Regions from separate parts of the Homo sapiens genome. Here region 2 is linked to region 1. A link is a loop called in an ENCODE intact Hi-C map of the cell type or tissue named here. Cell type or tissue: gastrocnemius medialis. All regions are shown on one strand. Links, peaks and the distances in the headings refer to the core of each region. The heading gives the core; the rest is flanking DNA.

Evidence for each region. Peaks named below come from ENCODE experiments on the same cell type or tissue, not always from the same donor. Only the 100,000 strongest peaks of a DNase experiment are listed, where the experiment ranks them.
Region 2: a loop joins it to region 1, with 5 times the contacts of the local background. A loop is called at or near these places in 4 of 110 quality-filtered maps.

Annotation. Positions count from the first base shown.
Region 1 is chr20:5,814,958-5,822,957 of GRCh38, reverse strand. All of the region lies in intron 2 of SHLD1 (shieldin complex subunit 1), which reads right to left. Among named protein-coding and RNA genes, the nearest start is that of SHLD1, 69 kb to the right of the region's middle. RefSeq lists an enhancer at 1-130. In gastrocnemius medialis, for the core only: no CTCF peak of the experiment used is centred there; DNase peaks (open chromatin) are centred at 4,667 and 6,033; H3K27ac peaks cover 1,862 bases.
Region 2 is chr20:5,877,329-5,894,038 of GRCh38, reverse strand. It overlaps the pseudogene RNU1-55P. Among named protein-coding and RNA genes, the nearest start is that of CHGB, 26 kb to the left of the region's middle. RefSeq lists silencers at 1,528-1,738, 16,690-16,710. In gastrocnemius medialis, for the core only: a CTCF peak has its summit at 8,016 (motif pointing right); DNase peaks (open chromatin) are centred at 6,434 and 7,028; H3K4me3 peaks cover 491 bases; H3K27ac peaks cover 6,628 bases.

The DNA of each region.
Region 1 (8,000 bases), core at 1-8,000:
GAGAAATCGGGAAGGTAAGAGGTGGAGAGAGTGAGTATAGACAAATAAGACACATCTTTCATAGCCTTCTGCTATAAAAAGGAACAGAGAAACAGGGCAGGACCTAAAGAGGAACCTGGGGTCATGGATTTTTTTTTTTAGATGGGAAATATTACATCATCTTTGTATGTAGCCAAGAATGAGCCAGTCAAGAGAGAAAGATTGATAATGCAGGAGTGAGGGGTTAACGGTGGGTGTGAAGTCCATGACTAGGAGAGAGGAGATGAAGATTAAGTGGAGGGGCTGGCCTTAAGCAGGGCATAAACAACTCACCCACTGTAACAGTCTTCTTGGTGGCTGCTCCCTGCTTCTCAGGTACGATAAGGAACCACACAATTTGTCTCACTGCTGGGACTTAGGGACACAAGCACACACACTCACACACATGCACACAACAAAGCAACACAGCTCTGAGCACTCACTTTATTCATTTATTTATTTTTAATTAATTAATTTTTTTGAGATAGAGTCTCACTCTGTAGCCCAGGCTGGAGTGCAGTGGTGCGATCTTGGTTCACTGCAGCCTCTGCCTCCCAGGTTCAAGTGATTCTCCTGCCTCAGCCTCCCAAGTAGCTGGCACTACAGGCACCCGTCACCACGCCCGGCTAATTTTCTGTATTTTTAGTAGAGATGGGGTTTCATCGTGTTGGCTGGGCTGGTGTCAAACTCCTGACCTCAGGTGATCTGCCCGCCTTGGGCTCCCAAAGTGCTGGGATTACAGGCATGAGCCACCATGCCTGGCTTTGAGCACTTACTTTAAATCTCTCAAGAAAATTAAATTAAATGAACAACTGAAGCAGTAAATGTTAGTTCACCTGAGTCAACACAAAGAACTTTTAGTTAATAAACTTTGCCTGGCCAGTCACCTATGAGGTAGCCAGCATCCAGGATGGCTCCTCACCTCCTAGCACTCACACCCTCAGGTGGTCCCCTTGCATGTGGTCCCAGGGTTGGTCTGTATGACTGTCGAGTGCAGCAGAGGAGATGGCCCATCATGTCTGAGATGAGATCATGAAAGACTCCAGGGCTTCTGTTTGGCTGTCTCCCTCTCTCACGACTCACTGTGGGGAAGCTGACTGCCACAGTTCAAGGACACTCAGCAGCCCTGGGAGAGGCCCATGTGGAGAAAAACTGAAAACTCCAGCCAAGCATCCGGTGGCAGTCTTCTCTGAAGCAGCTCTTCCAGCTCCAGGGAAGGTTTCACTTGGCGGCCACCTCATGACAGACCCTGAGCCAGAACTACCCTATTAAGCCCCTCCTGGATTTCTGATCCTCAGAAACTCTGATATGATCGATGTTTGAGTTTTCCAGAAATTTGTTATTACTCCCAGCTGATAACTAAATTCCCTATCCCTCAATATCCAGTATACTATAATCAAGTTTTTTTGTTTTGTTTTGTTTTGTTTTGAGATAGAGTCATGCTCTGTCACCCAGGCTGGAGTGCAGTGGTGTGATCTCAGCTCACTGCAACCTCCGCCTCCTGGTTCAAGCGATTCTCGTGCCTCAACCTCCTGAGCAGCTGGGATTATAGGTGCACACCACCACGCCCGGCTGATTTTTGTATTTTTAGTAGAAACGGGGTTTCACCATGTTGGCCAGTCTGGTCTCGAACTCCTGACCTCAGGTGATCCGCCCACCTCAGCCTCCCAAAGTGCTGGGATTATAGGCGTGAGCCACCACCACGCCCAGCCTTAATAAGTTTAAACAAACTATATTTTACAGGCTAAAAAAATGTTGGTCACAGACTTCCAGGCAATTTTTAAAGCCCCATGTTTAATATATTTGTCATTGATGGATCTATAAATTTTTATTTTCTCAGTTGATTAAGCACAGATATTAAAAGATTTTCCACAGGACTAGAAGTTGCTGCCTTAACATCCAATACTTAAGCAAACCGTGGATATCAAAGAAGGACTGGGAAGCTCTTTATTTTATGGGACTTTAGGGGAACTGCCTTCCCAGCAGGCTCTTCCTGAGCAGTCTGCTGGAAATTCTTTGTGTAGCTCTAAGACAGCCTAGATCTAGGACAATATATCAGGTTTTTAGGTAACAGCCTGGTTGGCTTTGTCATCCCTGGTCTCTTTCTCCAGAACACTGTAAATCAAAGGCCCAAGCTAAAGCTTGTACATCAAACCTAGAGACAAAAAGGAGAAAAGATCAAAGGAGACATAAATAAAACTTTTCCCTGTGAGACAGTATGGCAGCAGGCTAGGCCATCATTTAATATCAGTCTGAAATAATATTTTCCCTTCTTCACTTTGTGAACTTTGCCTGGTCTTTCACAACTATCCTTTTTTAAACCTTCTCATGTCAAACAACTCTGAGTTTGCCTGGTGAAAATGTCACTGTGGAAGAATTTCTTTTAATCTGAACATCTTGGAGGCTGGTTTCTTGGGTGTTCTATCACTGGGTGGTGAACTTCAAGAGGGCAGACACTGCCTTTAATTCACACTTCATCCCCAGGGGCTAGCACAGTGTCCAGCACATAGCAGCTGCTCATTGAATTTTTGCTGAATAAAGGCACTGAATTTGCTTTCCGTCTCTGAAGATCTACCAAATACTCTTTTGTATCCGTTGAGTATCCGTTGAGTGTTTATTGGCGTAGCATGGTGCAGGGAACCATCAGGGACATGAAGCTGAATGTGACATATATTTGAAGCATTTAATAAGACTGGCTGGGCATGGTGGCTCACGCCTATAATCCCAGCACTTTGGGAGGCCGAGGTGGGCGGATCACCTGAGGTCAGGAGACAAGCCTGGACAACCAACATGGTGAAACCTTGTCTCTACTAAAAATAGAAAAATCAGCCAGGCATGGTGGCACACGCCTGTAATCCCAGCTACTGGGGAGGCTGAGGCGGGATAATCACTTGAACCCAGGAGATGGAGGTTGCAGTGAGCTGAGATCACAGCACTGCACTCCAGCCTGTCTGGGCGACAGAGCAAGACTCCTTCTAAAAACAAAACAAAAAACAAAAAAAAAACACTGTCAAGTCCTCATTATGTATCCACCAGAACTCAGTAATTTTTTAGGCACAACACAAAGGTGTGGCTGTCTTAGCAAGTTACATGATGATTTTATTGTTGTTGTTTTTAAGAGACTGGGTCTCACGCTGTCATTCAGGCTGGAGTGCAGTTGCACCATCATGGCTCACTGCAGCCCTGGCTTCCTGGGCTCAAGCCATCCTCCTGCCTCAACCTCCCAAGTAGCTAGGACTAAAGGTGTACTCCACCATGCCTGGCTAATTTTTTTATTTTTTGTAGAAACAGGGTCTTGCTGTGTTGCCCAGGCTGGTCTCGAACTCCTGACCTCAAAGGATCCTCCTGTCTCAGCCTCCCAAAGTGCTGGGATTACAGATGTGAACCACCATGACTGGCCTACATGATGTTTTAATATGACAACAGCCAACATGACAATAGTCGGTGTTGTTCCTACAGTGCATGAAATCAGTAAGCATTCATTGAGTACTTCTTATATGTGATGAAAGTGAAGCAATTACAAAGGCAAACATTACAGTTAATAAGCAAAGTTTGGAATGAGAAATAACAGATAAGGGTAAGAGTGTGGTCACACCAGATCAATCTGGTTCAACTTTTACGTAACAAAGTTGTGAGTTGTTTTTCAGTTGTCACGGACCCTCAGGTCTCATAACCTGAGCATGCCCAGATGAACCAAGCATGCAACCATGCTTAGTTCCACTAGGGGGAACCTAAGTGCTCAGACCGAGGAGTGGGACTGAATTAAGAAGTAGACACTGGCGGGGCACGGTGGCTCACACTTGTAATCCCAGCACTTTGGGAGGCTGAGGCGGGCAGATCACTTGAGGTCAGGGGTTCAAGACCAGCCTGGCCAACATGGAGAAACCTGTTTCTACTAAAAACACAAAAATCAGCTGGGTGTGATGGCGCACACCTGTAGTCCCAGCTACTTGGGAGGCTGAGGCCCAAGAATTGCTTGAACCCAGGAGGCAGAGGTTGCAGTGAGCTGAGATCATGCCACTGCACTCCAGCCTGGACAATGGAGCAAGACTCCATCTCAACAAAACAAAACAAAACAGAAGTGGACACTGCATGGCAGGATCCAGGATCCAATCAGATTGAGCCCTGGAGTCACCCCATGGTGGATTCCAGTTAGATCATGACCCCCAACATCATCGCCTTATTGTAAGATCCAATCAATCACCTCATTCCAAGATCAATCCAGTCACCTCATTCACGCCTCATTACCATATGCTTATAAACCTCAACCCAGGCCCCCATTTGGGGAGACAAATTTGAGCATTTCCTCCTATCTCCTTGCAAGGACCAAGAGTTCCTGGATCATATGACCTACCTACCAACCAACCCAGTATGTGATTCCAACCCTCTTATTTCTTGGCAACTCTGCATTATTTAACCTATAAAATGGGTACAGGATCCCTGCCTTTACTTACTACAGAAAAATGTTACAAGACAAATCTAAGTGAACAGCCTCTGGCAATGGCAGAGTTAACTATACCAAATTTGCCCTTCTGCTATAAATGGCTATAAAACTGGACAAAATGGCCTGGTGCAGTGGCTCACGCCTGTAATCCCAGTATTTTGGGAGGCTGTGGCGGGTGGATCACTTAAGGTCAGGTGTTCTAGAGCAGCCTGGCCAACATGGTGAAACCCCATCTCTACTAAAAATACAAAACTTAGCCAGGCGTGGTGGCAGGTGTCTGTAATCCCAGCTACTTGGGAGGCTGAGGCAGGAGAATCGCTTGAACCTGGGAGGCAGAGGTTGCAGTGAGCCGAGATAGTGCTACTGCACTCCAACAGAGCAAGGCTGTCTCAAAAAAAATAAAAAAATAAAAAAAAGAAAGAAAAAGAAAAAAAGGAGAAAAAGAAAAGAAAACTGGACAAAAAACAACTGCTTTCAGATCCTGGTCACAGTTAGTATAGGACTTTGATCACTGAGAGAAGGGACGCAAGATGTGCCTACAATTGCCCCCAGTGTTCTGCTGGAGGCACTTCCTAGACCACAGCGCAGGGAAGGGGAATCCAAACAGAGCACAGCAATCTCACTGCCTCACAGCAGTTTCCTCAGCAAAGAGACAGAGATCAGTTTCAGGTGCCTGGAATTTCTGAAGCTGAGTCCTGGAGATGAGGGAGCTAAACAGATAAAGAGCTCCAGAAATCAGCATAGGGATTCTTTTGAGTATTTCACAGTGAACACTAAGTCATAATGCCAGGCACAGCCAGGGGAGCTGTGAGCTGAACAACTTCCAGAACTCACACAGGGCTGGGAGACATGCATGTTCTGACAGCCAGAGTGAGATGACTGTTGAATACCTGGGATATTCAGTACAGACCCAGAAAGGCTAAACCTTGGTAGCAAGCTAAACTAGCTACAGAGTACAGGCTATTCAAAAAATCTCCCTAGTGAGTTTAGGCTGGATGCAGTGGCTCACGCCTGTAATCCCAACACACACACACACACACACACACACACACACACACACACAGAGAGAGAGAGAGAGAGAGAGAGAGAGAGAGAGAGAGAAAATATCCCGTGAGCTTAAAAACAAGTCTTGAAAGGATCAAGTTGATAAGCAAGTAATTTAACTGCCTGCCATAACAAACTTTGATACTTTTTATAAAAAGGCAGCAAAATACAGACACTCTACAATGTAATATCACTAAGTCCAGCATCTCATAATTACTAGACATGGGAAGAAGCAGGAAAATATTACCTATAATCAGGAGAAAAATCAGTCAACAGAAACAGATCTTGAAATGATAAAGATGATGGAATTAACAAACAAGGACGTGAAAGCAGCTAATATTATAAATATCCTCAAGGTTTTATTTTCATTTTATTTATTTATTGAGATAGGGTCTCACTTTGTCACCCAGGCTGGAGTGCAGTGGCACAATCTCGGCTCACTGTAGCCTCCATCACCTGAGCTCAAGTGATCCTCTTGCCTCAGCCCCCAAGATAACTGGGGCTACAGGCAGGCACCACCACGCCCAGCTATTTATTGGTATTTTTTGTAGAGACAGGGTTGCCATGTAGCCCAGGCTGGTCTTGAACTCCTGAGCTCAAGTGAACCACCCGCCTCGGCCTCCCAAAGTGCTGAGATTACAGGTGTGAGCTACTGCGCCCAGCCTATCCTCAGGGTCTTAAAGGAAAACATAATGTATGACAAATAGGAATATCTGTGATAGTTTTTAAACTGGTCCTTTTATACTGTCAGGCATTTTAATCATAATATTAGTTCTTGAGTAGAATGCAGAATCACAGAAAAAATATGAACTGGAAACAAATCAGGAGAGCAACTTCCAGTTCTCGTCCTGCCACTATTTCGCTATGGTCCTCAGATTTTCACTTGCATTTTCCAAAGCTCAGTTTCCTCATCTGTGAAATGTAGATATTGCCCTCAACAATCTTCCTTTTTAAGACTCACACTGCCCCTTGTTTACCCACAGACAGTGAATCTCTCATGCACCCAAATTTATTCATTCAGCATTTCAGTAGAAAGCAACCTTTTATTTTTCAAATCATTGTTGGCAAACCCCGAATATACGCAGTAGAACTTTACTATTTCTGAAGGGGAATCTTCAGTGACTCTTGGTTCTCTCTGTCCTGGCAATCTTTACTTAAAATAAAAAAAATGTCATTCAAGGAAAATGTGTCTTTTTGGAACTACATTTACAATAAAATCACAAAATAATTTTTAAAAAATATAGAGTTGAAATTTTAAAATAATATTTACATTTGCAGTTAATTTTATGACCAACAATTCATGGGCTGTGTATTCTACCAGTTTATGCCATTTCTTTTTCTTTCTTTTTTTTTTTTTTTTTTCGTTTTTTTGAGGCAGAGTCTCACTCTGTCACCCAGACTGGAGTGCAGTGGTGTGATCTCAGCTCACTGCAACCTCTGTCTCCTGGGTTCAAGTGATTCTCATGCCTCAACCTCTGGAGTAGCTGGAATTACAGGCACACACCACCACACCTGGATAATTTTTGTATTTTCTGTAGAGACAGGATTTTGCCATGTTGGCCAGACTGCTCTCAAACTCCCGGCCTCAAGCAATCAGCCCATCATGGCCTCCCAAAGTGCTGGGATTACAGGCATGAGCCACTATACCCAGACCTCATTTCTTTTATATAAAAACAAATTCCTAAGTATGGGAATTCCTAAGACAAGAGGCTATAGGATCCAATAAAGTGGGATAATACTGAGAAGAGACTTTCAGTGGTTATGGGGAACCTTATGAAGATAGATCATGGGTTAGCAAACTTTTCCTGTATAGGGCCAGATAGTAAATATTTTAGGCTTTGTGGACCTTCAATGCCCAGTTACATCTTCTTCTTTTTAAAAATAATCATTTTAAAATGTGAAAGTCATTATTAGCTTGCAGGCTGTACAAAAACAGGCATAGGGTCAGAATTGGTCCACAGGCCAGAGGCTGCTGACTCCTGCTCTATGGTCTTATTTACACATCATTGGCCTCCACCTCACACTTTACTGAATTAGAATCTGTATTTTAATAGGATCCCTGGGTGGTTAATAGTCACATTACATTTTGAGAAGCACTGCTCTAAGGCAGTGGTTTTTCAGCGTGGCTGCATATTAGAAGCACTTGAGCTTTTACAAAATCCTGATTCCCAGGCTGCCCTATATACCAATTAAATCAGAGCTTCTGGAGATGAGTCCCGGGCATCAAGATCATTAAAACTTGCAGTTGATGCCGATGTGCAGACAAGGCTGAGCACAGTGGTTCAAGGGGCTCATTTAATGCAATCCAACAAGCGTATCTGCTCAGGAGAGAAAAAAGCTCAATTCTCCCCCAGGGCCGCTGTCTCGCAGGCATGAATGGCTTCTGGAACCACAGAAACCCCCAAGGAACATAAGTGATGAAAAAGAACACTGGAGCAAATTCTGGATGTTTCCTTCCAATCCTCTGGTGTTGTGTGTCATTAGAAAAAGTAAT
Region 2 (16,710 bases), core at 3,307-11,306, 68 kb before region 1:
AGAGATAGAGCAGCTGAGGTATATGTTGATTAAAATCTTTTCTCCCCCCAAATGGTGCCTTTTATGCAGCATTGCAGTCAAATGTCACAGTTAAGGGAATAAAAATCTGGTTACTAGAACAGCAGGCCACAGGGAGACAACATTGTGCACATTTGTACACATAAGACAAACTTCGACTGTGAAAATGTTTCCAACAGAGTTAAAAGGGAAGAATCACATCAAGCTACTGTGGTGAGTATTGCACTGCATTCAGGATATATTTAATGGATAAAAAGCCAGTGACTAGCCAGGCACAGTGGTGCATGCCTATGTATAGTCCCAGCTACTCGGGAGGCTGAGGCAGAATGATGGCTTAGCCCAGGAGTTCAAGGCTGTAGTGCAGTGAGCTATGCTCTCATTTTACCATTAGGATTTCATTTGAATTTGTATACGGATAAGGGTGATCAACCAATTATGTAATATAAGGGAACATTTCTAACGTATGTGCACTAGTTAAATGGGAGGAGCATGTAATTATAATTTTCTGAATTCCTCACCTTACCTTGTTTACAAATACGTAGCCTACATATGGGACATGATTTTTCTCATCTAATTACTAAATTTATTAAAAGTCTAACATTAAAAATGATGACATTTTACCTATTTGGTTTTTTTTTTTTTAATTATGGTGGTTAGAACGTTTTAATCTGTGATTCTAACTCTCTGGGATCTGAAGTTGGCTTAGCAACAAGAATTGGCTTCCATTAGGCCCATATCTCACTGGAGTATTCAACAGAGAGATAAAAAACTAGTAGCCTGAGGGCCAAGCTTGGCTGTCACTAAAGTGAGTTATGTTTGGCTCTTACTGGTTGGTTGTCTTAAACATTTGAATTCAAACGCCTTTAGTTGAAGTTTGACCACACTCTGTCTCCACCACTCTTTACGGTCTCACATCCAGCCCAGTGCCCACAGTTTATCATCTAGGTGGCCCTTGAAAACCTTTGCTTCTGCTATCGCTGAAGGGAATGCTTTGTTGGACTATTTTTCCCATACTTGCAGAAATATTTGTTATTTTGATTATGCTTCTAATTCCTACAGAAGGCATATTAGTTATTCATACTTCAGGGTGAAATAGTTCAGTTGGATTGCTGTTCTCTTCAAGTCTAAAGTCCAGCCTGGAGAATCCTGGAGTTTTTCTGGTAGGGAGTGTGTATCCTTGAAGCTTAAATGATTAAGGGAAAAGGGTAAGCCGAGACGGACCAGGTAGAAGGGAAGTTTGGGTGGTCAGAGCAACAGGCCAGGAAAGAGGGAGTCCCCACTGATGACGTGATGAGTAGTGTGGCCATGAGAAAATTCCTTCCCAGCATTTCTGGACAATTTATATACTCTTCTACATCCCAAATTCTGAGACAAATCAGTTGAGAAAATGGAAAAAATGTATTGCAATTCTGCGAGAATTAAAGCTTAACAATCAGCAGAGGCCCCAGTGGTTTGAGAGATTCATCGAGGGATCCACTGAAGGCAAGATCAACTGACATAGCAGTTGAAGGTTGAGGTCAACGTTTCTGAGAGCAAGGCAGGGAGCACATGTAGAGAAGGTGCCATGGGCTGATCAGTCTGCCTTGCTTATAACTGATACCATGTTACAAGCATGTGTTCCTGGCCCTGTCTGCTGCTAACTGGGAGGCGTTTTTGCAAATAAAATAAATATTAAGAACTTTACACTTTTTAGGTCAGGTGCAGTGGCTCACACCTGTATTCCAAGCACTTTGGGAGGCTGAGGCAGGTGGATCACCTGAGGCCAGGAGTTTGAGACCAGCCTGGCCAACATGGTGAAACGCTGTCTCTACTAAAAGTATAAAAATTAGCTGGGCATGATGGCGGGTGCCTGTAGTCCCAGCTACTCAGGAGGCTGAGGCAGGAGAATCACTTGAACACAGGAGGCAGAGGTTGCAGTGAGCCGAGATTGTGCCACTGCACTCCAGCCTGGGTGACAGAAAGAGACTCCATCTCAAAAAAACAAAGAGAAAGTTTTAAAAATAAAATTGAAAAAAGAACTTTGCACTTTTTATAGCATACTTTACACAGACCCTAAGAGTGATGTTCCAAGAAATAACAACTTTTGGAAGCAAAAAAATCTATAAATTGATGATTTTGAATTGCGATTTCTATGTAATGCTGTTAACTTTGCTGGGCTAGATTTGATTCAAAAACTACTTAGTAATGTTTGCTAGCCTTTGACAAGGTTTGGATATTTGCAATAGGTTATAGTTCTTTGTAAATACTACTAGACAGAATATTTCTTATTTATTAAAATAAGTTAAATCTAGGCAGGCACGGTGGCTCATGCCTGTAATCTCAGCACTTTGGGAGGGCGAGGCAGGTGGATCACTGGAGGCCAGGACTTTCAGACCAGACTGGTCAACATGGTGAAACCCTGTCTCTACTAAAAATACAAAAATTAGCCGAGCGTGGTAGGGGGCACCTGTAATCCTAGCTACTCGGGAGGCTGAGGCACAAGACTTGCTTGAACCCAGGAGGCGGAGGTTGCAGTGAGCCGAGATGGTGCCACCGCACTCCAGGCTGGGCTAGAGAGCCAGACTCAGTCTCAAAACAAACAAACAAACAAAAAATGTTAAATCCAGAATAATGAGTAAATAACTTCCGATTTCTCATTTCCAAGTTCTAGGTATTAGTATTAATATTTATTGAGAATTTGAAAACACTACAAAAAATGAGAATATAAAAAGGTGAGTAAGAGTCTGTTTTGAAACTTTGCCTCAGGCCAATCTTGTTCCTGGAGGAAAAATAATGGTCTCCAGGAGGCATGGGTTTCTACCAGGAAGCGAAGTTATTGAGTAAATGTCACAGGCTAAAGAAGCCACAGGGATTTGCTCTTGTTTGTCTATCTCCCGTGTTCTCAATTTCATCTAGAAACATCACTTGACTTTTATCTTGGCTGACAAATCAGCTCATGTACCTAAGGAAGCTTAACTGAACGTGGCAACCCGAGCTGCTGTTTTGGTCATGGAATCAGATGTCTTTTACTATTCTGAGGCCCAAAGAGCCCAGGGTGAAATAGCAGCATCTGCGGCTTCCCATGTGTCAACTGCGTGTTTTCCAGCCCAGACCAGTTCCGGTGGAACAAGATGTGATCAACCATATCAGGTTCTCTAAGTGCAGTGATCGCTCTTCTGAGAAGAAACTATTCTTTATCACCATTGTGATGAATTGTGACACAAGTGTCTCTGCATCTGATGCCCTCTCATCCCGGGATGCTGGCAAGCAAAGACAGAGCAGGAATGAAATTTATCAGGCACGTGTTTAACTTCTCACTTCGACCCAAATCAAAATGGAAGCCTCCTTCGTTGCTTATCAAAGCCCATAAACCAACAATATTGAGGTGTTTGCTAGCAAGGACAAAGTTGGAAAACAGCTCATGCCTCTTATACTTTAAGGAGTATAATAGACAATGATTGGCCTCTGTTCTACTCCCTTTTTTAAAAAAGTGGGAGAGCTGGGCGCGGTGGCTCATGCCTGCAATCCCAGCACTTTGGGAGGCCGAGGTGGGTGGATCACGAGGTCAGGAGATCGAGACCATCCTGGCTAACACGGTGAAACCCCTTCTCTACTAAAAAAAAAAAAAAAACAAAATAATTAGTCGGGCATGGTGGCGGCTGCCTGTAGTCTCAGCTACTCGGGAGGCTGAGGCAGGAGAATGGCGTGAACCCGGGAGGCGGAGCTTGCAGTGAGCCGAGGTTGCACCACTGAACTCCAGCCTGGGTGATAGAGTGAGACTCCGTCTCAAAAAAAACAAAAAACAAACAACAACAACAACAACAAAAACAGGGGATAGTGAGAACATAGTTCCCACTGCCACAAATTATGCAGTTGCGTTTCCCACATTTGGGGAAATCACAGGATCAGCACCTCTGGAGTGCAGTGGAACCTCACCCTGGGAAAACCACCTTCATGATCATGGTATCTCCCCTGCCAGGTAAGGATCTGTTCCACTCACGTTTTATGTGTGTGGCCAGTGGAGGGAAAAATTAAAATTAGATTTGCTTTCTAGTCTAAAAGGACCACTCATTTTGATATAACAAGCATGTGTTGATTGTTATATCATCTATATAATTAGATATAGATGTGCATGCAAAGTTTAGATCCCGTAGATGTGGATGATGTACATGGAGTGGATGACGTCGATGTAGTTGACATAGATATTGTAGATGCTGTAGAGGTAGCTGTCGACTACGTAGATGCCAATGTAGAGTAGATGGTGTAGATATATACACAGATTTAGATAGAGTAGATGCAAATATAGATGCAGATGTGCATGGCATAGCTGTAAATATGGATGCAGATGAGGTAGGTGATGTAGATTAGAGTTTCTTAACCTCAACACTATTGATATTTTAGGCCGGATATATCTTTGTTGTCAAGGACTGTCCTGTGCATTGCAGGATTTAGCAGTATCCCTGGGATTTAGCAGCATCTCTGGCCTAGATGCTGAGGGCATTTCTTCCCCCAACCCTGAGTTGTAACAATAAGAAGTCTTTCTGGAAGTTGCCAAATGTCCCTGGGCAAAGTTTCTCCAGTTGAGAACCACTGGTACAGAAGGTGTAGATAAAAATGTTGATGTAGATAATGATGTAATATAAGCATAGGTATAGGTGATGTAGATAGTAAAGATGAAAATGTAGCTGTAGATGATAAAGCTGTGAACACAGATGTAGGCAGAGTATGTGTAAATATAGAGGCAAATGATGTTATAAGATACAGCCTATAGATAAATGATATAGCTGTAAACATTGACATAGATGACATATTTGATATAAATAAGGCAGATGTTATAAACTTTATGATCTGGGCAGAAAACTATATGTGCTGATAATGCAGATGGCATTTCTTTGACCCCCTTTTGTTTTGTCTTGTTTTGTTTTGTTTTGAGATGGAGTCTCGCTCTGCTCCCAGGCTGGAGTGCAATGGCGAGATCTCGGCTCACTGCAACCTCTGCCTCCTGGGTTCAAGCGATTCTCCTGCCTCAGCCTCCCGAGTAGCCAGACCAGCCGGGCTAATTTTTGTATTTTTAGTAGAGATGGGGTTTCATCATGTTGGCCAGGCTGGTCGGTCTGGAGTGAGCCACTGCACCCAGCCTGACCCCACTTTTGGAAAAATTTCCAGACGGTGGATAAGCAGCGTCCTGTTAGGAATAGTTTAAGCACGGTATAGCCTGGAGACTGAGAGACTGCCCAGGTGACCTATTAAGGTTCTTTTTGATGTAACCACCTGATCCTGAGATATCACAATTTCTATTAAAGGCTGATACTCAGGGTGAAAAAGAAAAAAAAATGAATGATGAAAACCAGCAAGACATGAGACTCAAAGATATCCCTTCATTAATATAAGATCACATGGGAAACCTCAGATGGTCTTTCTATTCCTTCAGTAAATCTTAGTAGGATATTCGCACACCAGACAAAACTAAGCAAGTGTTTCTGCTTTCCCCACAATCCCAGCCTCTCACAGACATCCCCAAGTTGCCAACTCACAACTAGCTGACCCACAGTTTAAGCAAATTCTATCCATAGTCCCGAAGGAACCCGACCTATGTCCCAGAGAAGAGAAACATTCTATTCTCCCAAGGTCATGGTTCTCTACCAATCCCAGACTCAACACATTTAGCAAATTGTAAACCTCTCCAAATCATTTTTCAGGACCTGCTGAAAGTGCATTGGCTGTGAACTGTGGCATTTCCAAATATCCAGGACATTTGCTGAATAGAAGGAAATGAGAGTTAGTCAATTAGTCAGCATTTATTCAGTTATGCCAGGGCTGTGGTCAGGGTCTGTGGGCTGCTGATGAGTTTTCTGGCAGGGTTGAAAGAAGATTAAACCTGAGTGACTCTGCAACACGGGTAGAGAGTTATTGAGCAGTAAATAGTGAAATAAACCACCTGTACCAATTAGGAATCTGGTGGAGGATGTGCACCTCCTGATTGATTCTGGGAAGAATTTTTTTTTTTTTTTTGAGACGGAGTTTGTTGCCCAGGCTGGAGTGCGATGGTGCGATATTGGCTCACCACAACCTCTGCCTCCCGGGTTCAAGTGATTCTCCTGCCTCAGCCTCCTGAGTAGCTGGGATTACAGGCATGCACCACCAAGCCAGGCTAATTTTGTGTTTTTAGTAGAGACAGGGTTTCTCCATGTTGGTCAGGCTCGTCTTGAACTCCCGACCTCAGGTGATTCGCCTGCCTTGGCCTCCCAAAGTGCTGGGATTACAGGCGTGAGCTACCACGCCCGGATGATTCTGGGAAGATTTATGCTGGGCTTTGAATGAATGATGAACAGGAAGTTTGTCCACAAGTCTGGAGGATGAGAGTGGACACAGTACAGCAGATGTTTTGGGTGCCCTGCCCATGCCCCCTCGGGCCTTAGCATTTTGTGCCACAGCACCTGACTTTCAACTGCCAGCATCTGCCTCTTTGCCCGAGGGCTTTGTCTGGTGGCCAGAGCTTGCTTTGCCCATTCACACAGCAAGCTGGAAGCACTTGGAAATTAGTGCCCTCCCAGTTTCAGCCTTCAATCAAAGATGGATGGGGACTGGTGTTTAAATACCCTAGCTGCCTTACTCCTTTTGCAGGATAACTTTGAAGCTTACAATCTGCACTGGCTCCAGTAGGCTTAAGTTCCAGATGCCCACAGTGGTAACTTGCTTGATAATGTACCTTTTACTGCTTCTTTCCCTCTCCTGTCTCAGTTCCTTGCTTTCCCACTCAAATAAACTACTTGCACTTGAATTTGTGCCGGAGAGTCTATTTCTGGGGGGAGCCTAAGACACACAGGCCGTGAATAGATTCTCTGAAGGTCCTTCTGGCTCCTTATTTTCTATCTTGATATCCATTAAGGCAAACAGAAAGCAGAGAAGGCAGGATCTGCCAAACTTTCTTACCTCAGCCCAGAAAATTCAAGGGCATCTTTTCCTGGCAACGAAGAAACTCTGTGCCTTTGGGAGCAGCTGCCACAGCGTCAGCTCTGGCCTCATGTTACTTAACCACAGACATCAACACCTCCCCTTATGGAATTTGAGAGGCATCAGAAATACACTGAAAGAACAATGGCAGAATCCTGGCTGTCACCTCAACACATCTCTCATGTTCCAGTTCATCTCTGTCCCAGTCTGATACGTGGCAGCATGACATACTTTAAAGTGCACGTCTAATCACTAATGGAACCCTTGGAGAAGAAGTTTCCATGCTCCTGGAAGCTAACTGCACACTAAGCATCTGAGCAAAAGTCAAGTGGACACATTGATCTTTGGTTTTCCCCCAGACATTGGGCCAGAAGGAGGCAATCAGTGAACTAGCGAGACAGAAGAAGAAATTCTTTCCCCTTCAGTGAGGTTAAAGCCTTTGCAAACTCAGCACTTAGAACAGTGCTTTTTGTGGGGGGTGTAACTCATTTGAGGAGTGATAGGAAATGCCTCCATGTTTTGTAGAAATAAAGTAACTGCCAGGCACAGTGGCTCATGCCTCTAATCCTAGAATTTTGGGAGGCCAAGGTAGGAGAATTGCTTGAGCCCAGGAGTTCAAGACCAGGCTGGGCAACATTGCAAGAGCTCGTCTCTACAAGAAATTAAAAAATAAAAAACTAGCCAAGCATAATGGCTCATGCGTGCAGTCCCAGGTACTCAGGAGGCTGAGGCTAGAGGATTGCTTGTTCCCAGGAGGTCAGAGGCTGCAGTGAGACATGATAATGCCACTGCACTCCAGCCTGGGTGACAGAGTGAGACCCTGTCTCAAGAAAAGCAAAACGAAAACAAAACTGTTGGTGATGTCTATATGCTCACAGAAGTCCAAATGGGGAGGTGAAATAGTCATTTGCGGTTGTAGGGGTTACTTAGCATCCTAATGCCCTTCCCTCTGTGATGTGGTCATGAAGGCAGGCAGGATCTACTTCCCACTATAGAAAGGAGCGGAGCCAGATGCCCTTTTGCTGGTCCCTGGCCACTAGAGGACAGTCATATTATCTAGTCTCAGCAAATCAAATGCTCCCACCCAGGATGAAGGGGTGGCCTGCCCCTCCACACCTGTGGGTATATCTTGTCAAGTGGGACGAGAGACTGAGAAAAGAAATAAGACACAAAGTATAGAGAAAGAACAGTGGGCCCAGGGGACCGGCGCTCAGCATACAGAGGACCAGCACCAGCACCGGTCTCTGAGTTCCCTCAGTTTTTATTGATTACTATTTTCACTATCTCAGCAAGAGGAATGCGGTAGGAGAGCAGGGTGATAATAGTGAGAAGATCAGCAAGAAAACATGTGAGCAAAGGAATCTGTATCACAAATAAGTTCAAGTGGAGGTACTATGCCTGGATGTGCATGTAAGCCAGATTTATGCTTTTCTCCACCCAAATATCTCAGTGGAGTAAAGAATAACAGAGCAGCGTTGCTGCCAACATGTCTCGCCTCCCGCCACAGGGCGGTTTTTCTCCTATCTCAGAATAGAATAAATGTACAATCGGGTTTTATACCGAGATATTCGGTTCCCAGGGGCAGGCAGGAGACGGTGGCCTTCCTCTTTCTCAACTGCAAGAGGCTTTCCTCTTTTACTAATCCTCCTCAGCACAGACCCTTCACGGGTGTCAGGCTGGGGGACAGTCAGGTCTTTCCCATCCCACAAGGCCATATTTCAGACCATCATATGGGGAGAAACCTTGGACAATACCCGGCTTTCCAGGGCAGAGGTCCCTGCGGCTTTCCGCAGTGCATTGTGCCTCTGGCTTATCGAGACTGGAGAATGGGGATGACTTTTACCAAGCATACTGCCTGTAAACATTTTGTTAACAAGACACATCCTGTACAGCCCTAGATCCCTCAAACCTTGATTCCATATAACACATGTTTCTCTGAGCTCAAGGTTGGGGCAAAGTTACAGATTAACAGCATCTCAGGGCAAAGCAATTGTTCAGGGTACAGGTCAAAATGGAGTTTCTTATGTCTTCCCTTTCTACATAGACACAGCAGCCGTCTGATCTCTCTTTCTTTTGCCTACACCAGGACTTTTAATTTAGACTCAGGGATAGTTTAGAATTTCAAGCAGCCGCAGCATCTGGCTCCTGTGTTCAGTTGTGTTGATGTCCAGCAGCCAGAGTGGCAGCAGAGCCACAGTTAGGGACATCCTACCCAGACTGCCCCTGAAGCATGGCCTAGGCTGTGTCCTTGCTGCCTGGCCTCCCTCAGAGCCTGCCTGATTTCAAAACCTGGTTACCCATCCTGTCAATTCTATTAGCCACCTACTATCCTTCTATTAAAGTCAGCCAGAATCCTCTTCTGTTATGTGCAACTGAGAACCCTGAGTGGCATAGAAATTGATATCCCATATACACAGAGCTTCCTCTGGAGGTCAGAGACCTGGGCCCTTGTCCAGGAGGCATCTAGATAGCTGTGGGGGCTTTTGTCTCCAACCCTTCGGGGGCTTGACTGCATAGTTGCTGAGATTATTTTTCTGTTCTATGATTTTTCTATGATTCTTCCTAAAATGTTGGCCAGTGAAGACCCAAAGCTACCTGAGCTCCTGTAGCCTTAGTGGTGACGAGTATGGAAAAAGATGTCATTGTGTGACAGCCACAGATGGGTCTGGTCCAAATCAAATCACTTGAGTATCTCAAGTCATATTCAGTTCCTCACTTTCCCACTATGCCCACTATATGTCTGCATAGGTCCCCGAAGAAATGAATGTACCTGGTAAACACTGCTTTGGTACATCAAGGGCAAGAACATCCATGGTTCATTTAACAACATGCACAGATATCTGCTCAATGAATGGGCCCATTGGAGACAAAGAGAACCAGAGGTGATAAGACAGTGAGAGTGACTGGCACTTTTTTAATACATGGTAATCTAAATAGTTCTGGTGCCCTGGCAAAAAGTCTGGGGAATGTAAATGTGCCTCTAATAGGCACAGATAATGGGCATTTTTAGGGGGAAGAAGTAATTGGTTTTTAAGCCACAGTCACACTGTGGCACAAAGCAAATGCATGGAAAAACTGCTTGAAGCAATATGGGTCAGGAAACCTTTTATAGTTAATGGTAAACCAATCTATTTGGAGAGTGGCTTAAAAGCAGCTTTTAAAGGAGAGAGAGACTACTATAGTTTGGCTTAAAAGGTATGTCAACCAAATGCAAAATCCTTGTTTGAATCCTGATTCAAACAAACCAACTGTAAGAAGGCATTTTTGAGACAACTGGGGAAAATTGAATATGGACTAAATAGTAGATGATGTTCAGGAATTATTGATTATTTTCTTGGGAGTATTATATTCTGGTTGTTTTTAAAAAGTACAAGGCTGGGCACCATGGCTGATGCCTATAATCCCAGCACTTTGGGAGGCCGAGGCGGGCAGATTGCTTGAGCTCATGGGTTCCAGACCAGCCTGGGCAACATGGTGAAATGCTTTCTCCACCAAAAATACAAAAAAATTAGCCGGGTGTGGTGGTGCATACCTATAGTCTCAGCTACTCGGGAGGCTGAGGTGGGAGGATCACTTGAGCCTGGGAGGCAGAGGCTACAGTGAGCCAAGATCACACCACTGCACTCCGGCCTGGGTGACAGAGCAACAACAACAAAAACATACTTATCCATTGGAGATACATGCTGAATTTGCAGCTGCAATAAAATAATGCCGTAGATTTTATTTTAAAATACTCTAGCGCATGCAGTACTACTCAAAGTCTGAGGATTGGGGCCAGTTTGCAAATTGTGTGCTCTTGGTCTGTAATAAGTGCAGAAATTGACAACAAATATTTAGAAATGGCTATAGTACTTTGACATTGCCATGGCATCCAAGTAGTGAGTGGTGGACTCTAATGAGAATAGAACTTAGTTTGGGTGTTGTCAAACCTGCATAGTGTGTTATGTGTGGCTTGGGTGTGAGCTGTGTGCTGGTATTGGTCCATGGCAGATCGGAAATTGAACAAAAGAGTCCTTAGCTTGAGGAGCAGTGTCTTGGCGCACACACACACACACACACACACACACACACACACACAGAGGGAGGTGGTGGTGGGATCTGCTGAAAAAGAATGGCAGAAAGCTGATGGCTGTTGAAGGTAGGTGATCAGTACATGGAGTTCATAATACAATTCTCTCTATTTTTGTGTATATTTGAAAATCTACATTATTTGGTATATTGAAAAGTTTTAAAAATCAGCCTGTTGATGGAGATATTTAAAAATATACATTTTAAATGCATATGTTTACATTGAAACATACTGTGTGTGTGTGTATTTCAAATAAAATAACATAGAAATGACACATAGAACACACAGCTCCCAGGGGTATTATACATAATGATTCAAGTAAAACTTTCTTATTTTACAAAAGAAGGCTTAGGTAAACAAACAATGCCATTTGCCAGATCATGAGCTTGGTGAGCTTTTATTATATAATAAACTCTAATTACATAATAAACTTTTTGAAGCTATGGATCTGGTGAGATACAACTTCTGTGTCTCCATAGCACTCCACCCATGATACTGCAGAATAAATAGTGCCTATTAAACAGTGGTTGATAAACAAACTCAGGAAATGAACTGTTATGGACAGCAGTTTAATTCTCCGTGCAATAACTCCACACTGCTCAATTAATTTGAAAATTAGTTTCCCGAATCCACCCTCTTAGAGATTTGTCACAGAACGTTTAAGCCTGAGGGGGACCGGGAGCTTTGTTAATGTCCTCATTTGCAGACACGGAAATGAAGTTCAGAGGAGGTAGATGAGCCTCACTGGACACCCTGCTCGTTAATGGAAGTGCTTTAGCCTCTCACGCCTGCAACTGGACTCTTCCTTCCACCATGATGTCTTTCAGAAGGTACGAACCCATCTCCGACACTGGCCCCTTGCTCTTGGTTTTAAAATTATAGTTTCAGTTGTAGGAAAGAGAAAGATGTTGTCAAGCTGACTCCACCAGGAAGCTGAAAAGGAAGTGTGAATACAGAAAAAAATTACGTCTTGGTTGCTATTTACCCAGCACTACTCTGTGCCTGGTATGGGTGGTATAAGCTCTCCAGCCTTCAAGAACTTTCTGCCTGTTCAAGGAAGGCAGATGTACACATGTTAACAGTTAAAGGACAGTCCTGCTGTGTAGCAGTTAAAGTGCAAATGAGTAGCTGGGTAGAGCCGTGGGAGCTAGAGAAGGAAAGGAATGTTTTGGCGGGTCCAGTCTCAGAAATGTGGAGAGGGCAGGACATCTGGGTTCGATCAGTGTGGACCTGTGGTGGGGCTTCCTTTTGTTGGCATTAAGGAGCTTTCTGTGGGGGATGAGATAGGATACCCTCGGTGATTTGGGAAAATCAACGTGGTAGCAACAGTGAATGGAAGAGGCTGAAAAGGGGAGAACTGGCAGCAGGGAAAACCTTCAGGAGGTCCTTAAGGAGATGAAAATGATGCAGGTGATGGTGTTGGGAAGAAAAAGACAAGGCAGGTGTAAGAGGTTGTGTGTGTGTGTGTGTGTGTGTGTGTGTGTGTGTGTGTGTTTGAGACAGGGTCTCACTCTGCCCCCCAGGCTGGAGTGCAATGGCACAATCATGGCTCACAGCAGCCTCTATCTCCCAGGTTCAGGTGATTCTCGTACCTCAGCCTCCCAAGTAGCTTGGACTACAGGCACACGCCTCTCAGCCCAGCTAATTTTTTGTATTTTTTTGTAGAGTCAGGGTTTTGCCATGTTGCCCAGGCTGGTCTCAAGATCCTGGGCTCAAGCGATCTGTGCACCTTGGCCTCCCAAAGTGCTTTCTGGCTGGGTGCGGTGGCTCACACCTATAATCCCAGCACTTTGGGAGGCTGAGGCGGGCAGATCATCTGAGGTCAGGAGTTCGAAACTAGCCTGATCAACATGGAGAAACCCCGTTACTACTTAAAATACAAAATTAGCCGGGCGTGGTGGCACATGCCTGTAATCCCAGCTACTTGGGAGGCTGAGGCAGGAGAATCGCTTGAACCTGGGAGGCGGAGGTTGCGGTGAGCTGAGATCAAGCCATTGCACTCCAGCCTGGGCAATAAGAGCAAAACTTCATCACAAACAAACAAATTTAAAAAAACCACTATATACTAGGTGCTGTTCTGAATACTATATAGATGTTCCTTGATTTAAGATGAGGTTATATCCCGATAAATCCATCATAAATTGAAAATATCTTAAGTTGCTTGATTTAGAATATTTTCAATTTATGATAGGTTTATGAAATTGTAATCCCATCAAAAGTTGAGGAGTGTACTGAATGATTTCATGCCATTGTAAAGATAAAAAACCTTAAGTTGAGCTATAAGTCAGGAACTGTCTGTAAAAATCTGAACTCATTTGTGCCTCCTGAACTAAGCACTATTGTTATTCCTGTTTTACAGTTGAGGAAGCTGAGGCACAGTCAGGTTAAATAACATGCCCAAGGACATACACTAATAAATGGCCAAGTCAAAATTCACACCCAGGCAGGCCGCCTCCTGTGTCTCAGCTCTTAACCACCACTTCTTGCTGTATACAGTGAGACATTTAGAAGTAAAAGTCATAATGAATCCACACTTCGTCAAGCCTGAGTGACAGCAAATGTTAGTGCCATGGATAGATTAGAGGCATCAAATGAGAATATTAACTTGTGGGAAAGAGGATACATTTGATTTTCTATACATTTTCTTTAAAGCGACAAGGACACATATGAGTAGAATGTTCCATGGGAAATTAGAGTTATATAGGATAGAAACTTGGTAAAGACTTGAAAATTGGCAGATGAATAATAGCTGGAGTTTTGAGGGAAGATAAATTCCAAAGAATGATGATATGGTTTGGCTGTGTCCCCACCCAAATCTCGTCTTGAATTGTAGCTCCCATAATTCCCACGTGCAGTGAGAGGGACCAGGTAGAGATAATTGAATCATGGGGTCAGTTTCCTCCTTACTGTTCTCACGGTAGTGAATAAGTCTCATGAGAGCTGATGGTTTTATAAATGGGAGTTCCCCTGCACAAGCTCTCTTACCTGTCACCACGTAAGATGTGACTTCGCTCCTCATTTTCTTTCTGCCATGAGTGTGAGGCCTCATCAGCCATGTGGAACTGTGAGTCAATTAAACCTCTTTTCTTTATAAATTACCCAGTCTCAAGTATGTCTTTATTAGCAGCTTGAGAACAGACTAATACAAATGGCAAGTGTGAAGTTGAAGACTATGGAATTGCTAGTTCTTGGCTATTTTGACCAACAAAAATAGCGGTTTCATACGGATCAAGCAGGGCTCAAGATTGTGCTTCAGGGAAAAATGAGAGGTCAAGGTCAGGAGGGAGAGGGACTGCTTGGGAGACAGACATTAAACAGGGATTGGGGAAGATTTAGATCACACCCTTTTACATTATTCATTTTTAAATTACATTTTTGTTTATTTTTGAATAGGCAAGACCGACATATAGCTGATAATTCAAAAAGAGATTTTTATCCACCAGCGTTACCACCTGCAGACAACAGAATCCACTGTAGGGGTGAAGGGAATTTTTCTTCCCCCTGCTTCTGAAGGTTCAATAATTTGGGTCTGTAAAACAAATGGACAATAGACAGATTAATAGGAGAAAAGGCATATAAATTTATTTACATGCAAATGCACAGAAGCCATACAAAATATGAGACTCAAAGAAGAGCCAGATGACTGAAGTTCTTATACCATATGGAAAGAAATAGGAGCTTGGGGCTCCTGGGGATAGGTGGTAACAGGTTATGGGAGGGTGAAGGGAAGAAAGGCAAGTCAAGCAAAGCCTGTCTTACTATGCAGATGAAATCTCTCAGACAGTAGTCCTGAGAACAAAATAGATGGCAGCCTGTGGTAAAGGTTTCTCTGTCAGACCTTTAAAAGTATCAGGCTGGGCATGGTGGCTCACACCTGTAATCCCACTGCTTTGGGAGGCTGAGGTGGGAGGATTGCTTGAGGCCAGAGGTTCAAGACTAGCCTGGGCAACATAGCAAGACTCCATCTCTAAAACAATTAAAAGAAAATTAGCTGGGTTTGGTGCCATGTGCCTATAATCCAAGCTACTCAGGAGGCTGAGTTGGAAGGATGGCTTGAGCCTAGGAGTTCAAGGTTGCAGGGAGCCATGGTCATGCCCCTGCACTCTAGCCTGGGTGAGAAAGTGAGACCCTAACTAACATAAATAAATAAACAAAGATAAAAGTGTCAGACCACCAGTCTCATTTTCCTGTGAGTTACTCTTTCCTAGATATGGATAAGAGAACCTCAGAGAAAGCCTGTGCCTGCATCTCCTGTTTGCTTTACTAATGTAGATAGATGTAAATTTCTTTTACAGGAGGGTAGCTTTTTCAGAGCTATTCCCATCTGCAGCTTTTCCAAATAACCAACTTGAAATATGCCAAAGAAGTATATTTTGGGGTGGCATATTTTGGTTTCCCACACCACTCTAGCTAATTTAAGGAACTGGGATTTGCTAGAAATGCATCAAAATGTTGAAAGGGCTACAGGAATAAGCTATAGGCTGGGATTATAGCAACAACTTTCCAGCTCACACCACAGAACTAGAATGGCAAGGGAAATGTGGCTGCCTCTGACTTCTGTACGAGGCTTCCTTCATCCTGGTCAGGAAACCACCCTCACCCTCACCAAGCCCTGAATCACACCACCTCTGCCACAGTCGAGAAGCTGTTGTTGCCACCCCTCCAGAAATATGCTATTTCCAATTGCCTCAGCTTCAACACAATGGATGCCCAAATGCCCTGCCTGTTTCTTCACAGGTCATCTCTCAGCCTCACACTTGTGTCTGGTTGGCAGAGCCAAGTCCTGTGTGTGTAGCACATTGACAGGGGAAGCTGGGAAAGGTGTTTCCCAAGGCTGGGAAATATCTAAATGTGGAAAGGTGTTCAAAAATATGTGAGCAGGCCGGGCATGGTGGCTCATGCCTGTAATCCCAGCACTTTGGGAGGCCAAGGCGGGCAGATCACCTGAGGTTGGGAGTTCAAGACCAGCCTGGCCAACATGGAGAAACCCCATCTCTACTAAAAAATACAAAAATTAGCTGGGTGTGATGGCGGGCACCTGTAATCCCAGCTACTCAGGAGGCTAAGGTAGGGAGAATTGCTTGAACCTGGGAGGTGGAGATTGCAGTGAGCTGAGATTGTGCCACTGCACTCCAGCCTGGGTGACAGAGCAAGACTTGGTCTCAAAAAAAAAAAAAAAAAAAGAAAGAAAGAAAAAGAAAAATATGTAGCAGATCCAAGTGATAGATGTTCATAAAGAAATATTATTGAAAAATATTCTCAGCAAGGCACAGTGGCTCACACCTGTAATCCCAGCACTTTGGGAGGCCGAGGTGGGCAAATTACCTGAGGTCAGAAGTTCGAGACCAGCCTGATCAACATGGAGAAAACCCATCTCTACTAAAAATACAAAATTAGCTGGGAGTGGCAGTGCAAGGCTGTAATCCCAGCTACTCGGGGGGGCTTAGGTAGGAGAATCGCTTGAACCTGGGAGGCAGAGGTTGTGGTGAGCCGAGATCACGCCATTGCACTCCAGCCCGGGCAACAAGACCAAAACTCTGCCTCAAAAAAAAAAAAAAAAAAGAAAAAGAAAGAAAAATATTCTCACCCTTTGTGGGAGATCATTTTAGAAATGGCTGCCAATGAATCATGCCTCCTTGTGTTACATGCCCGTGTGTAGTGCTTTCCCATAATGACTCTGAGTATGGCCA